Regions from separate parts of the Homo sapiens genome. Here region 1 is linked to region 2. Evidence: chromatin loops called from intact Hi-C (ENCODE). Cell type or tissue: MCF 10A. All regions are shown on one strand. Links, peaks and the distances in the headings refer to the core of each region. The heading gives the core; the rest is flanking DNA.

Region 1 (8,337 bases), core at 325-8,324, 110 kb before region 2:
GGAGGAATGGGGTTTCACCATGTTGACCAGGATGGTCTCGATCTCCTGACCTCGTGATCTGCCCGCCTTGGCTTCCCAAGGTGCTGGGATTACAGGCGTGAGCCACAGAACCCGGCCGATCCAATCTTAAACTTATAACTTATGAGTTTTGTGACTTTACACAAGAGTCTTAATCTTTCTGGACTTCACTTTTTTGATCTGCATAATGGGAACAGTAATAGGACCCTTCTCCGTGGGGTATCTGAAAGGATTATATGAGGTAATGGATGTAAACAGCACTTATGAAAACACATAGCAAGTATTCCATAAGTGGTGGCAATATTAAAAGGTTAAAAATTTGAAAAAAAACATATAAACACAAAGAGAAAAATAACAATGATCTGCAATTTTGTTACTTAAAATGAAAACTACCTTTTAATTTATATTCATCCACATTTTCTGTACATTCTTAAGTATTATATATACACCCAGACACACACAGGCATGCACTTATATGTCCATAAAAGTGAGATGAAACTGTATATATCTTCCAGTAAACAACTTTTCCCATTCTCCAATAAAGTATAAATATCTTTCCAGGTCAACTCCCTTAGATCTTTTAAATTCCAAGAACAAAAGATAAAAGAAGCTCTACCAAAATACAAACAACAAGCAACAACAACAACAATCTTCCTACCTTGATGTGTACGTCTGTAATTGTGGTGTTAAAGTTGTGTAGGGAAAAAGGGAGAAAGCTTCATTTGTCTTCCTCCAGCTTGAGTTGATAGTTGGTGATTGGACTAATGGTCCCATGTACTGTTGTAACTTCAGGAACCGCCGTGAAGCAAGGATTCATCAAAGAGGGGAAGCGAGAGGATTTTGTTTGCTTATTTAATAAAAAAAATTAAAAAAATAGAGATTTCCTTTAGCTTGGAGGTATGGTTTAATTAGAATGGTTTTCTCCTGGGTTTTTGTGCCCTCATTCTCCACCTCTCCTCCATAAAGCCTGCCTGAGAAATGCCTTCTTAAATATGAACAAAATCATCCTAATTATTTAATCTACTCTTATGGAACACAGCACGTGGAAGAATGCGCCCTCAGTTTGACCTTCTGTGGTAGAGGAAAAGAGAGAAAGTCTAGATTTAAAAAAACAAACAAACAAATACAATGACAAAAAGCTCTTCTTTACTTTGACTGTTTTGCTCTTGTCTGCTTAATTTCTCTTAACTGTGGGCTCCTTGAGGGAAGATACCCCATCGGATTTCTTTGTGCACCCTCAGAACCTCCCTAACACAAGGTACAGATCTCGGAAGGTATAAGTGAATGGATAAATGAATGTAAGAGGGAGTGATTTGCAAAATCATTGCCAGCTTTGCTATTTTTCTTTTCTCTTAGACACGATCAGTAATAGAAGACTACTACATTTTATTCGTCTAAGGAAGGGATGTTCTTAAACTTAGGTTTCCTCTACCTTCTTTCCTCAGAAAGAAAAAACAATAAAGATTCCTATGAGGAAATTATAATAAAGAGGAGGCCATACACAGTGTTACATAACTCAAATTGCAAACTGTGATTGGTTTTGGTAGGGAGGCGGGATTTGGGGGATGAGGAAGAGACTTCCTGCCAACAAGCTCCTCACATTTCAGTGCCCTAGGTAATCATCCACTGGAAATCCTCTTAAAGCCCACGTTCATGCATTCCACATTTAAAATGCATAAAACTTTTGATGATTCAAAAAGGCTCTGCGAGGTTGATGTGGTGGTCAGGGCCATGTGAATCCTAGGTCATGTGAATCCTCATACCCCATAATATGTCTCGAGGGATTTCTCAAATCCCATGTTTACGAAAGTGAGCCTTATGCCCTTCTGTACACTTATACATGTTTAAAGGATCGTCTTGAAGTGTGAAGAAACAAAGGTGTGGGAGTCAGAGCCCATTTCATTGTCTATGGAGCCAGGATCCCAGCAGAAAAAAAAAAAATTCGTTCAGCTGTTTAACTGAGAGACATTTCCATAAGGGCTATTTACAGAATTGTGAGCTGAGTTAGGAGAACCAGAAATGGATGATGAAGCACCATCAGGGACTTCTAACAGCAGGAAGTTGTCACCAACCCTGGAACACAAGGGGCAGTGGGAGGAAAAGGACCCTTGGAGTCCAGTGAAAGCTGGAGCCATGGAGGTGAGGTCACCCAGTGAGTGATGTAGACATGGGGAGCCACAAACCCTTTCAGATATATAATACAGAAGCAGAGAGGGAGTAGAGGCATTGATACCCAAGCTCTCTCTCTTGCCACCCTCAGTCTTCTGCTGGTGTTTATCATTGGTCAAACCCAACTGAAAGCCGGGGTAAGGGAACATGAGTTTCATAGTCTGTGTGCATCACAAAGAGGGCAGAGCAAGGTAGAGAATTAACCTTCGAGATGGAATTGGAGTTAGAATAACCAGCATCCTTGATTCAAGGTGGTAAAAGGGAAGACAATGCTACCTGCCTATTTGTTAAGGAGACTGAGTTGACAGGAACAAAGTTTATCGGGTGATATTCCCATGCAGAATCAACATAGAAGCTCCTCATTCTTTGGCAAGAAATGTTCCCTCCAATTGTATATATTTGACATTGGTCGGAGTGATGGATGGAGAGAAAAAAATAAAGGATACTAGGTCCTTGGTGTGTTGTTTCACGTGAAGACCACAAAGATTTTCTAGCGGAGAGATGTATTCTTATGGTAACCAGTTTCTAATAGTCCTATCCTTGTGTAGTTCCCTCCCACATTATACCAGGGTTGGTCTCACCAATGGCATACAGCGGAAGTGATGGTGTTTCACCTCTGAGATTAGATAACAAAAGAAATTGCAGGTATATTATCTCTCCCCCATCCCCCCCTTTCCTGCTCTCCTTTTTTCTTCCTCCCTTCTCCCTCCTCCCTGCTCTCTTCTCTCCTCTCTGTCTTTCAACTGATCATGGTGGGGGGCGGGGTGGGGGGCAGGTGGGGGGAGCTATTTTGGGAGCAGCCCTGAAGAGAGACCTACATAGTGAGAATCTGAGACTTCCTGCCAACAGCCACATGAATAAGCATTGAAATGAATTTCCCCCAGTCAAGCCTTCAAATGAGACGACAGCCCATCTGACTACTTGACTGCCATGTCATGAGAGACTCTGAAGCAGAACCATGCAGTTAAGCTGCTTCCAGATTCTTGACGTTCAGAAACTGCGAGCTAACTTTGAGGTTAAATGCATTTGCTCCTTTTCAGTAATGATTTGTAACATGCATTTATTTTGTGCTTATTTTAATCTTTCACAAAGCCTGGGATTCACACTCTCTTAACTGTGTAACAAAGTCCTTGTCTAGCCTCTGAGACTCAGTTTCTTCAATTTTCAGTGAAGATCACAATAATCCTATCAAAAGGGTTGTCCTGAGGATCAAATTGTTGTCCAAAATACTTATAGTATTCTAATTCCCTTAGGACAGTGCCTAAAACAGAGTAACTACTTAACAAACTTAGTTGTTATCATTAAAGAGGGAGAAAAATGGGTTTCAAATACTATTTATAATTAAGATCATGGCACCAATGAAACCTGAGATTACAGTTCACCATTATTGCATGGTCTATTTCAGCTCTGTTATTTCTCTTGCCTCGAAGACAGTTCTGTTCTCTCACAATTGCTGCAATGCACAGTTTCCCAAAACAACATGCAGTTCTGCCAACCTCAGAGGCCTGGAGCTTTGAAACATCCCCCTCCTGACCATGGAGAATTGGCTGTCTCCACTCGCGCCTCCTTGGCAGAAGGGGAATCCCTGATTTTCTGGACATGCTTTGTCACTCCCTGGGTGTGAGCCAGATCTTGCTCATGATTTCCATTCTCTAATGACTCGGGGATGAGCATGTGACTGAGTCATAGGGAGCCGGTGGGGTGTGGGTGGCTGTATGGTGTTTATACTGAAATCACAGGGGGTTGGGGCTTCATAGAAAATAGCAACAATGAGTAGATGACCGGTTCAGATGTGAGTTCAGCAAACCACCAAGGCACATGTATACCTATGTAACAAACCTGCATGTTCTGCACGTGTATCCCAGAACTTAAAGTATAATTTGAAAAAAGAAAAAAAAAAAAGAAAATAGCAACAATGAATAAGGAGTCAGAGCAGCTCACCCAAGCTCTGTCATGTTTCACACTTAACCTGGGAAAATTCACCAACTTTCCTTGTTGCTAAAAACTGCCAAGTTTTTCAATCAGTAAGCGCATCTTCTTTCTCTCTAAGAATGATGTCAAGAGCACTATTAGTAGCTTTTGTCTTGAAGCTTGAGCTGGCCTTCATGACAATCTTCCCACTTTGGCAAGAGAGTACATCCATTTTAGTTTTCAACTCTCCCTTACTCCCCAGAAGCAGGTAAAAAGGAAAAGCAGCAGTGAAAATAGTAGCTGTCATTCTGTGTCAATTACCCTCCTAGGCATAGAAATCTCTGACTGGAAAAGAATGGAAGAAAATTGCCAAGTGGACAGAAGGTTGAATCCCAGTATTTTCTCTCCAAAGCAATTCACCTTTCAGACTACACATATTCAAAGAAGCATATGGGCCGGGTATGGTGGCACATGCCTGTAATACCAGCACTTCGGGAGGCCGAAGTGGGGGTATCACATGGGGTCAGGGGTTTGAGACCAGCCTGGCCGACATGGTGAAACCCCATCTTTACTAAAAATACAAAAATTATCCAGGTGTGGTGGCATACACCTGTAATGTCAGCTATTCTGGAGGCTGAGGCAGGAGAATCACTTGAACCGAGGAGGCAGAGGTTACAGTGAGCCAAGGTTGTACCACTGCACTCCAACCTGGACGATAGAGTGAGTGAGACCCTGTCTTAAAACAAACAAACAAAAGCATATGTACAAGCACATATTTAGAGTCATGCTGTTTACAATAGTGAAAAATAGGAAGCTACAAAAATGACCATCTATTCGTGACTAATTCAACTCATTCATATACTTTCAAAAGTGGTATACTCTATAACCATTAGCAAGAATATGCTATATTTATTTGTATTATATACCCAAATTATAAATCATTCTACTATAAAGACACATGCACACATATGTTTATTGAGCCACTGTTCACAATAGCAAAGACTTGGAATCAACCCAAATGCCTATTAATGATAGACTGGATAAAGAAAATGTGGCACATATACACCGTGGAATATTATGCAGCCATAACAAAGAATGGGTTCATGTCCTTTGCAGGGAAGCCATCGTTCTCAGCAAACTAATACAGGAACAAGAAAGCAAACACTGCATGTTCTCACTCATAAGTGGGAGTTAAACAATGAGAACACCTGGACACAGGGAAGGGAACATCACACACGGGGGCCTGTCAGGGGTTGGGGGGCAAGGGGAGGGAGAGCATTAGGACAAATACCTAATGCATGCGGGACTTAAAAACCTAGATGACGGGTTGATAGGTGCAGCAAACCACCATGGCACGTGTATACCTATGTAACAAACTTGCATGTTCTGCACATGTATCCCAGAACTTAAAGTAAAATTAAAAAAAGATAAATAAATAAAAAACAAACAAAATCACACAAAGGAATGTATAAAATATCTATAAGTGAGCCACGTCACAGTATAATAGGAATAGTGTAGTTCCATTTCTGTTTTGAATTATCCTCTGAGTGTGTATCTGCATATATTTATTCGAATAAAAAATGTAGGTGTCTGGAACGTTACACACTAAACTATTAACAGTAATTGGGGGTGGCCTGGTTTTGGGAAGGATCAGAAGAAAAACAGCTTTTACTCTCTAAAAATCTCTAAAATTCTACACTGTTTGAAATTCTAACAACAAACATATTTGTGGATGACTTTTAATTACTTTTTATTAACCAGCTTAAAAACGGAGAGGTATAAGACATGGTACCCTGGGTTTCTTCTAGTTTCTCTGCAACAAACTAGTTATGAACAACTAGCTAGTTTTGGAGAGAGGCCCAAAGTATAGGAGAAGGGGAAAAAATGAAGGGATGTGGGAGAAAGAAAAGAAGGAAACTGGACAGTGGGAAGAGAAAATAACTACACGAGTATAGTCCAACAGGAACTATGGAAGAATTCTAAAACTCTAGACTCACCTGGAAGTTTGCTGAAAGACAAAGTTGGGGCCCTAGCCCTGGAGATCTTGAGTCAGTCGGTCTAGAGAGGACAAGGGAAACTGCATTTTAATGCTTCTCCCAGGTGTCTCTCATTAGAAACCATAAACAATGGGGTTAAGGCCCAGCTCCGCAACCACTGCCTCTGCAACCTTGGACAGGCTGCTTGACCTCTCTGTCCGTTTGTTCCCTCATCTATAAAAAGAATTCCTTACACTCTCATTCTCAACTGTGAGTTTGTATCACAATAGCCTGGAGGGCTTGTTAAAATGCAGATTTCTGAATCTCTCTTTCTGCAAATTTCTGAGTCATTGGGTCTAGCAGTGAGCCCGATAAATTTGCATTTTGAACAAGTTCAAGCGCTGTGGATGCTGCTGGTCTGGAAATCACTTTTGAGAACCAGGACTTTACCATTGAACAAACCACAGGTTGCTGTAAGTAAGGTGCAAACGAAATCATACATGAGTGAGTGTTTTGAAACTAAAAAGGCTCATGTCACGGTGGTTAAATGTATCATTAACATCCTGCCTCCTCTACTTATAACTTTACAATTTGAGGAAAAACATCATATAGTCTTCCTGAGCCTTGATTTCCACATCTCTAAAATGGGTATAACGTTTGATAGATGTGAAATTTCCGTGAAATATGCATTAATTCTCACATGATTACCACAGGAATGCTGGGAAGATTAAATCATTTTCAATGGAGAAAGTGTCTACCTGTGACAATTTTTGCTTTTATTACTGTCAGTGCTAAAGTACTGTAAATGAGGAAAAAAAAGATTTGGGCACCAGGGGAATTCAGCTATAATTTATCAAGCCTCATCTGCATGCTCAGGGGTGGCCATTCAGTGAAAATTGAAGTAGCAGGAATCTCTTTGCCAAACCACAGCAAGAACTGAGGCACCGGGCTCTGGATCCCGATACAGGTGCGCTGCAGAGTGGGTCATGTGACCTTGATACTAAGAACCATTATTCCCTTGCTTAGAATTGGAAATCTGAGAACTTCCCCTTGGGACTCTTGAGAAATCAGCCAGTCAACATGATCAAGAGCTGGCTGGAAAGCCAGGCTCTTTTCCTCCAGACCTATTTGGGTCTTGAGGCCTTGAACACCCACGGGTCCCTTCTCCACTCTGAGCCCAGTTCACCCTCTGTGTCCCAGTTTTTCCATGCCCCAAACTCCCGGATCTTCATGCGGGTTCTGCGAAGAAGTGGCAAGAACACAAACCCTGACACCAGCATCCCGCCCATTGGTAGGCAAGCTCTGCTCCTCCCTGCTGCATTCTGATGGGGAGGGGACAGATGTAAGAGTTGTTGAAAGAATTGAGTTAACCCAAGGGAACCACCTGGCACATAGTAGACGCTTTCCCAATGAGATCTGTTGTTCTCAACACTCCACCATGCCTATCTAGTCACTGTCCCTTCCAGGGACACCCTAAAGTGGCTGAAGGACTGTCCTGCCAGGGACATGACTTGGCTCCTCCCTACTCATGAGTTTCCTGCCAGCCTTTCCCATGACGTCTTTCATTGCTTTTCAGTGCATGATTCATCTAAGCAAACGCTTAGTGTTTTTTGTAAGCATGCTCACCCCAGTTCTCCATCATCAGGGCCACCCGGGAATGCTCTTTTAAATAACAGATTCTTCTTTTTTTTTTTTTTTTTTTTTTGCCAATTCTTGGGCTCTAATTTTAAAGAGCAGATTCTTCTTCTTTTTTCTTCTTCTTCTTCTTCTTTTTTTTTTTTGCCAATTAATTCTTGGGCTCTAATTTTAAATAGCAGATTATTCTTCTTCTTTTTTTTTTTTTTTTTTTTTTTTTTTTTTTTTTTTTGCCAGTTCTTGGGCTCTAACTCAGATTATCTGCATCAGGTTCTTTGAAGATGAGGCCACTTCCGCATTGTTAAGAAGTTCCATGGATTCTCATGCACGGTAAAGTTGAAGAATCACTGTTCTCCACGATTTTGTGTCTGTACTGGAGAAGTTGGCTCAGAGATGTATGTATATTATTATCATATATTGTTAAAGCTATTTTGATAGATAACATCAATAACAATGACTGTATCCATTGAGTATTTACTAGGTGTGAGACCTTATAGCAAGGTGCAGGCAGCAAACTACAGCCCCCTCGCCAAATTCAGCTCACCTCCTGTTTTTGCAAATGAAATTTTGTTGGGTTCTGTACTGTCTATGGCTACTTGCATGTGCCACAGCAGCAGAGCTGAGTACT
Region 2 (8,337 bases), core at 255-8,254:
ATTGGCGCAGGCCTGTAATCCCAGCACTTTGGGAGGCTGAGGCGGGTGGATCGCCTGAGGTCAGGAGTTCGAGACCAGCCTGGCCAACATGGTGTAACCCCGTGTCTACTAAAAATTACAAAAATTAGCCAGGCATGGTAGTGGACACCTGTAATCACAGCTACTTGGGAGGCTGAGGTAGGAGAATCACTTGAACCCAGGAGGTGGAGGTTGCAGTGAACCAAGACAGCACCACTGCACTCCATCCTGGACACCAGAGCAAGACTCTGCCCTGCCCCCGGGCACAAAAAATATATATATATTATTGATTAAACTTGGTCTACAAAACCTGCTCCAAGGAGCAACATCTTCCCAGCCAAGCATTTGCCTACTAGGTACCAAGCCTGACTCCTTTCTCAGGGACAGTTTGAGGTGACACCTGGGTATAAGGAGGCTGCCTTCTCATCTGGGAGCTCAAGAGAGGGAAGGGATGCCCAGTGGAGCGCCGTTCCCAAGATTGCTTTTCCGATTCAGTGGAGTAAGGTGGTTTCCCGTTCTAAATATTTAACATGATGCTGTCGGTGTGTCCTCTAGGGGACGAGAACTTACAAGCTGATGTTTATGAAGGGAGAGGCGATGAAGACCAAAAGACACACATTCAAACAAATCTAACCAAACAACTTTAATCCACCCCCCACTCGCAGAACCGGAGGAGCGCTCATGATTTATGGCTTTGCTTGCAAGAGAGAGAGAGGATTTTTAAAAAAAAGCTCTTCACTTTGCTAAGAGGGGCTGCATCCAAAAGCAGCAGCTTTGCTTGTACTCCCTTTGAAACCAGAAACCCCACTCCTTTTGCCCTGCCTGAGCAGAGCCAGAAAGAATGCTCTATATACACTTTTAACCTTCCTCCCCTCCCCAAGAAAGGGCTCTGGAAGTTCTCTTAGTAGATTTGCCTCATGGGGAGAAGGGAGACCCCTGCTACAATAGGCAAAGGGCTAGAGTTCGGTATTTGCATTTAGGAAGTCTGGGAGGTGTCTGCGCGTGTGTGCAAGGGCATGCTTGAATTTCAAGGTCAAATGGCAATTTTTGAACACCGAGTGCTGTGCTGGGATTTGTGACTCTTCATTAACCTTTCTTCTCTGGCACATTTTCTGGGGACAAGTTCCCTGAGAGTCAGGAAGAGAAACTAAAGTCACTAACTAGTAGCAGAAGCAAGTTAAAGGATAAGGTAGGGTCTGAGCTGGGCAAGGAGTCCCGTTAGAGAAGAGATGGGACTCAGGAAGCTGATGTACAGAACGAAGAATTACAGCGATGGACTTTGAGACAGAACAGTCTTGAGGAGTTGTTAGCAGAAGTGGCATTCAAAATATTAACAACCAATGTGGCACAGACGGAGGGCTTTCAGAGTAGATGTCAGCTGTAAACAACCAGTAAAACTGCACCAGTGCATACCAACTAGGACCAGTACCAGATACTAAACAGTATTTAGTATTTAGTATTACTAAATACTATAGTTATATATATAAGTACATAGTATTTACTATTTAGTATTTACATAGTATTACTAAATAGTAAATATGTATTTCCTAAAAGAACTATAACAGTAGTATTTTGACTTGATGTGAATTCAGAATCATGTCATAGCATAGCAGCATGGTTGCAGAAAAAAAAATTACTTATGAACTACTAGATGAGGAAACTTTCTAGCACAGAAGAAGTTCCCAAAGTGATTCCACAGAGGAAAAGCTCAACTGCCTGTCAATGTGGCTTTTTGATCAAATGAGTCTGGAGAGCCATGGGTTCAACGAAGAGTGACTTTTCTTTCCTGACTGCAGGACTTCTCAGAGCCTTGAACATGAACATGGGTGTTATGAATATATCTGGGTAGGGTGAGGGGAGGCAGTTAAGAGCACATGACAGGCCGGGCACAGTGGCTCAAGCCTGTGATCCCAGAACTTTGGGAGTTTGAGGCGGGGGAATCACCTGAGGTCAGAAGTTCGAGACCAGCCTGGCCAACATGGTGAAACCCTGTCTCTACTAAAAATACAAAACTTAGCCGGGTATGGTGGCACGTGCACGTAGTCCCATCTACTAGAGAGGCTGAGGCACAGAATCGCTTGAACCCGGGAGGCAGAGGTTGCAGTGAGCCACCCAGATCACACCACGGCATTTAAAAAAAAAAAAAATAGCAAATGACATTGCTCAAGCTTATTTGAATGCAGAATTCTTTTCTTAAGGACCAGCTTCTGGGGGTTGTAGTGCTTAGGCAACACTTCGGGAAATGGGGCACTAAAAATTGCTCCTATTTGTCTAGAAATAATTCACTGTCAGTGGAGGTGATAAACTGAGAGAAGATGCGGCTGCTGGGACCTTCTCACAGGGAATCTACATTAGGGGCTGGGTCTTAGACCAGGTGAATTCGAGAGCCCATTTCCATTCTGGGATTCTGAGAGTCTGGGACCCAACAGGACACACCAAGAAAGCCAGACCTTACAAGCTTATGACCATGGCATTGTTATCCAAAAAAGAAATTTATTTTCCTTCACGATGTGCATTGCTCTCTTTTAGATGCTATTCACAGTTATCAATATTATTATTAGCAGCAGTTAATATTTACAAAGTGCTTAGCACATGCTAGGCACCTGCCATGGTGTACACACTTTACCTCATTTAATGCCTTCAGCAAAGCAATGAAGCGAGTTACTATCTTCATTTTACACAAAAGGCTCAGAGAAGTTATGTTGCTTGAGCAGTGTCACACAATTAGCAAGCAGCAGAGCTGAGAAGCAAATCCACTTCTGATTCTAGGGTCTGAGGTTGGCCATGGAATGAAATCTGGAATCAGAAAAAAATCCTGATTTACAACTATGACCTTACCATTGACTTGCTGTGTGGCATTGAACGAATTACTTAACTTCTCTGAACCTCAGTTTTCTTTGCCATAAAGTAGAACCCATCAAACAAACTGTGCTCTTGGGTTGCATCAAAAGAGGTATAAGTGAGTAGAATAGGGGTATACAGTTACTCATTCATTCAGTTACTTATCCTTCCGTGATTTCAACACTCCTTGAATGCTTAATTTGTTATTATTTCCAGAAATCTCAGATACATATGAAGTACCGCATGTCTCATTACGTGATGAGAGAGGTTTTTTCTAATCTGGGAGTTCAGACCAATCCCTGACTTCACAAAAAACTCACTGTATGAAAAATCACTTTCAGTGCCTCAGTTTCCTTATCTCTAAAATCAAGGATTAAATTTACTTGCCTTCCAACTCTAGCTCTAAAGCAGTGGTTTCCAAAGTGTGTGCAATGGATCACTCACTTCAAAATCACCTGAAATGTTTATTAAATGAATATTTCTGGACCTCACCCAAGACCTACTCAATTTTAATGTCTGAGATGGAAATGTGCATTTTTAATAATAAGGTCTCTGGTTAATTTGTATGCCCACAATTTGAGAGAATTGTTCTAAACGATTCAAGGACAACATTTCTCAAAGTGTCTTCATGAAAAACGATTTCTTTACTCTCCAAAGTTGGGGTTCATGGACAAAACAAGTCGGGAAGGGTTAATAAGATCTAAAGCTTTTTTGAAGATTTGCAATGTACATTAGCATACCAAAGGCTCTGAAAAGTCCTAAAGTAGAAAAATCTATTGAAGAAAATGTAACCAAGTATTTCCCAAGTATATCCCATATTTGATGATCAATTTTTTTTCTGCATACTAACCCCCTACCTCGCCCAGTCACCTATCAGGAGTGCCAGAAAATTAATGTTCTACAGAGCACATTTTTAGAAAAACAAATCTAGGTGATTGACATAAATTATATCTGTGGACACTCAGAGTTGGAGCTCATAAATAGCATTTGGTTGCCCAATAATGGAAATGTAAAATAAATGGATTCTAGCTTGAAAGGTGTGTTGCAGAGTTAATAGGAACCTACTCACCTCTATTGGAAGCTCTCCTCAGGAGCACTTAGGAACTCCCTAAAATAGAATACTTAATCCTTTACTCCTGACTCAGGCAAGGGGAAAGCAATGGCCTGGGTGATTCAGCCTTTTCCTCCCTGTTGAAACTGTTGACTTTGCCATATAACCTCTTTGATGGTGCTGAAGTCAGAACTTTGCTCATCTTCCAGGCACCCAGTTTAAAAGAGCTGAGATTAGCTCAATGACTCACGAGTTTTCCCTGTCACTTGCATGTGTTATTCCAGAACAGAACCCAGGCTGGCACCGCCATGTGTGAAATTCCTCGGTGCTGCTCAGGCCCAGCCCTCAGGCTGCTGGTTAGATGGCCCAGTCAACGTAACCTTCTCATGCCAATCCCAAAGCTTGCAGCCAATTGCCAAGGTGGACACTGGCTGACCTGAGTCAGGATGATGCAACTCTAGCTTCCTCATTCTCCCCATGCCCTCCTTCTTTGTAAATTCTGGTCAATTTCCAGAACTCAGAGCTAATGGGGGACCTGACTCGGCCACAAGAGTTTCAGGCAGCACCTAGTCCCTGAGCCCTATGACATGCCAGACAGCCCATGGAAAGTAAGAGGGAGAATCTTCCTCTTACTATTTCAGAATTTCTCAGCTGTTGCCTCAAAGTTAAATGCAGATGATCAATGAGTGGAAAATTGGCTTGGAAAGAGCAAATTGGATCTTGTGACATCGTGAGATTATTTTATAGGACACATGTAGCAGGTCAAAAGTTGGAGACCAGATAGACATTCTTCATTTTCCTTTCCAGTTCATTGATCCATCTGTTCAAGCTAGAATGCAGCCTCCCACTAGAATACGGGTTCCATGGAAGCATATCACTTTTCTGTTTTGTTCACCACTGTATTCCCAGGGCCTAAGTTAGTGTCTGGTATAAAGCAGATGCTCAACAAACAAATGCTTGTTGAATGAGTTCAACCAACGATTTGGTAGATTGAAGGTGGTCATAAATTGTTTGGACACTCTTAGGTTAACAGGTGATGTGTTTATGACTTCTTAAATCTGAGCTCTGTGACGGATCAATAGAATACAGTAGTTGAACTTTATACATGGTGTCTCATAGCACCAGAAAACCCAGGGGAAAAAAAGCAGTAAGGTTTCTTATGACCTAGCTTTGGAAGTTCCAGCCATTAGTTCCACCATATTCTGTTGGTCAAGTGAGTTGTTAAGGCCAGTCCAGATTCAGGGGGGAGGGTGTTTAGTCTCTGCTTCTCAACAATGCATGTAGCATGAGCTCCATTCCCCAAGGATTTAGCTATCTCCTCAACAGGAAGAGAAGCAAAGAATTTGTGACCATTTTTAATCTACCACACCTACCTTTCAGCATTGTTGAGAGGACTAAATAGGATGATTTATACCTGGTGTTTTTCTGCACGTTAGGAAAGACGTCCCTTCCTCTGGGTTAATACAGCTATTTGGCAAGCAGTGATTGGCCCGGGATTTAGCACCTCTGTGCCTCCTTAGCAAGCTGGTCTTGGGCAGGATGCAATCTGCAAAACTGTACAGAGCAATGCTGCCTAACACATAGAAAACCCAGCAGATGATATATATTGCTAAAATTAGCTGACACTGTCACTGCAAAGGGCATCAGCTGTTTTGGCCAACCTAATATCTATTTCTTTTCTTTCTGGTCTTAGCATGCTCATTTCCCTTTTTGAAACTTGTTCCCACCCACTGTTGTTACATGCAGTCTGCGTGGGACAGTCACTCAAACCCTGACTGCCTAGAGCTAAGAGGCTGTCATGTGATTCAGGTTGATCACATTACTTACTGCTACTTAGATCCCAAGTCCAACCAGCTCCCTGACCCCTCTGACGTCTGGTTCTTCTATTTTGTGAGCTACTTCTTCCAATTCTTCCAATACTAGCGTTTTGGGCTTATGTTAGCCAGAATAGGTTTCTGTTGCTTACAATCAAATAACCTATAAAGATAGCTATTCTGGCGCCTTGATCATACAGGTTTATTTCTTTTCCTGGATACACCCACACCTTGGTCACTGGGCTCTTTCTCATCACCTCTTAGTCCTAGCAGTTGGTAAAATGTCATCTCTAATATTTGGTTGGTATTTTCTCTTCTGGGTCAAACCATGAGCAAGTGGCTCAGTGCAATAAAAATCATGCATTAAGGTTGAAGTTGGTCAGTTCAAACATGTTCTAAATTCAAGCTGTGTGACCTTGGTCGAGTTAGCTAACATCTAAGTCTCTATTTATGTATTTTCAAAATAAGGATAATGCCTGTTGTTTACATAGGAAGGAGGTCAGTACCTGCTGGTTCCCTTCCACCTATCATGAGTGTCTGTTTGCTCAGCTCAGAGCTAGGCACTGGGAGGGATACAGAACTACGTGAGGCATAAAGCCTATGCTCATGGAATTTGGGGTTAGGGCATGCAGACTAAGCCACACAAAGAGACTAACAACTATAATGTGGCAGGTGGGCCTTGTGAACAGAAAGCTATGCCAGGATGTATCCCATAATAAAAACCTTCCTTCTGTGGCCAGCTCAGCACTGAATGCTTTATTCACACACTTCATTCTTACCGTAACCCTGTAAGGTAGATATGCTGGTTGTTCACACTCTACAGATATGGAAAGCGTGGTTCCAAGTCATACAGTCAGGATTTGAACTCAGAACATCTGAGTCCAAATTCATGTGTTTAACTAGCATGGTATGCAGCCTCTTGACTGTACCCAAATCCCTACCTGTGGGTCTGCTTTGTGGAAGAACCCAAACTAAGACCAGAAGGCACTGGGAGGTTTTACGGCAGGGACCCAGCATGATGATGAAAAGCACTCAATGATGATAAGATCAGAGGCTTAGAAGGGCCACTTCAGGCTGGGAGTGGTGGCTCACGCCTGTAATTCCAGCACTTTGGGAGGCCGAGGCAGGCAGATCACTTGAGGTCAGGAGTTTGAGACCAGCCTGGCCAACATGGCAAAAGCCCGTCACTACTAAAGATACAAAAATTAGCCAGGCGTGGTGGCGATCACCTGTAATCCCAGCTTCTCGGGAGGCTGAGGCAGGAGAATTGCTTGAACCCAGGAGGCAGATGTTGCAGTGAGCCAAGATTAGGCCACTGCACTCCAGCCTAGGCAACAGAGTGAGACTCTGTCTCAAACAACAACAAAAAAAGGAAGGTCACTTCAAGGATGGCTGGCACAGAAGACAGATTACAGGGAGGACAGTGTGGAGTGAGTGATGGGCACCATGCAGGAGGCTGCTGGGGACACCTCGCAAACCAGAGCCAGTGCAGTGAAAGCGAATAGAGTGAAAGATACTATGACTGCCAGAGTGCCTGTCCCCCAGACAGAACAATAGAAGAACATTCTTCCGGCCCTGACTCAGGCTGGCCTATCTCTCAGCTCCCTGGAGCCACAGTAAATCTCAAACCTATAGAGCTTTTCCAAGCCCCCGAGTCCAGAGTCTGGGAGTGCTAATCCCTTCAAAAGAGTGCTCAGAAGTGGAGGGTGGAGCCAAAGGTGCTTTCACAAGGCTAGAAAAAAAAAAAGAATTAAATTAGATTGAACACATACATGCACATACAATACACCCTCAGCTATGCCCATGGGGGAAAACACAGCTATTACTATTTACTCCAAAAATCTGGAATGATTTGTGGGTTGAAGAAGGAGACAGTTTATTTATGGTGTGGGGTAGGAGGAACTTTCAGCTTCTGACTCTCCCCAGTAAGTAATGACCAGCCTGAGGTGAGGTTTTTCTCCCAGCCTTGGAATCACTTCTAACAAACAAGGATATTTGAAGGGAGGCAAACTTCATGGGCACAAGAGAAAAGGGAAATAAATAAATTAAATAAATAAATAAATCAGGAGAAAGAGTGAGGGGAAGCAGTGGAGGCTGATTTTTGTGCTATATTTTGAAGTCTTAGAACTGGAAGCAGTCATAACTTTTCTGGTGCGAGAGGTGGGCAGAATAAATGCTGCTCGTCACTGCAGGGCTTTGCAGCTCAGATGGTATCCATTGGCACCCAGGAAGTACCCTCCTCACCCCCTGGCTTCCCCCAGCTTCCTCCAGGCCACCCTGTATTTCAAGAGCAAGAGACTCATTGCCATACTTGGCCAGTGGCCCAGAAATACTTTTAGTGAAGTCATTGCCCACTTCTCGCTTTCTCCATGATGTTTTTTAAGCCTTTGCGGCTATGCATATCCAGGCATCTTCAAAGGGATGCCCTGGGTGGGATTAACCTCTGCTGCTGGCCAGCTGCATGGCTTGGGGGTCTGAATTCAACCTATCTGAATCTCAGGAGCTGCATCTAGGCAACTAGGATGAAAAGCAACATCTAGGTGTTGGAAAGATGCAGCCGACTAGCTGGTGGCTGGGAAAGGGGCTGGTATGCACTAAGCACCTAAGGCACGC

What was found. Hi-C counts contacts between places; a loop is a spot of excess contacts. Peaks named below come from ENCODE experiments on the same cell type or tissue, not always from the same donor. Only the 100,000 strongest peaks of a DNase experiment are listed, where the experiment ranks them.
Region 1: a loop joins it to region 2, with 13 times the contacts of the local background. A loop is called at or near these places in 4 of 110 quality-filtered maps.

What each region holds. Positions count from the first base shown.
Region 1 is chr12:115,337,105-115,345,441 of GRCh38, reverse strand. It overlaps LOC124903082 (a long non-coding RNA gene), which reads left to right. Exons shown (of 11, transcript XR_007063592.1): 3 at 7,980-8,104. Among named protein-coding and RNA genes, the nearest start is that of LINC02463, 540 kb to the left of the region's middle. RefSeq lists an enhancer at 3,374-4,573. In MCF 10A, for the core only: no CTCF peak of the experiment used is centred there; DNase peaks (open chromatin) are centred at 3,801 and 7,641.
Region 2 is chr12:115,223,216-115,231,552 of GRCh38, reverse strand. No RefSeq gene overlaps it. Among named protein-coding and RNA genes, the nearest start is that of TBX3, 540 kb to the right of the region's middle. In MCF 10A, for the core only: no CTCF peak of the experiment used is centred there; DNase peaks (open chromatin) are centred at 4,102 and 8,042.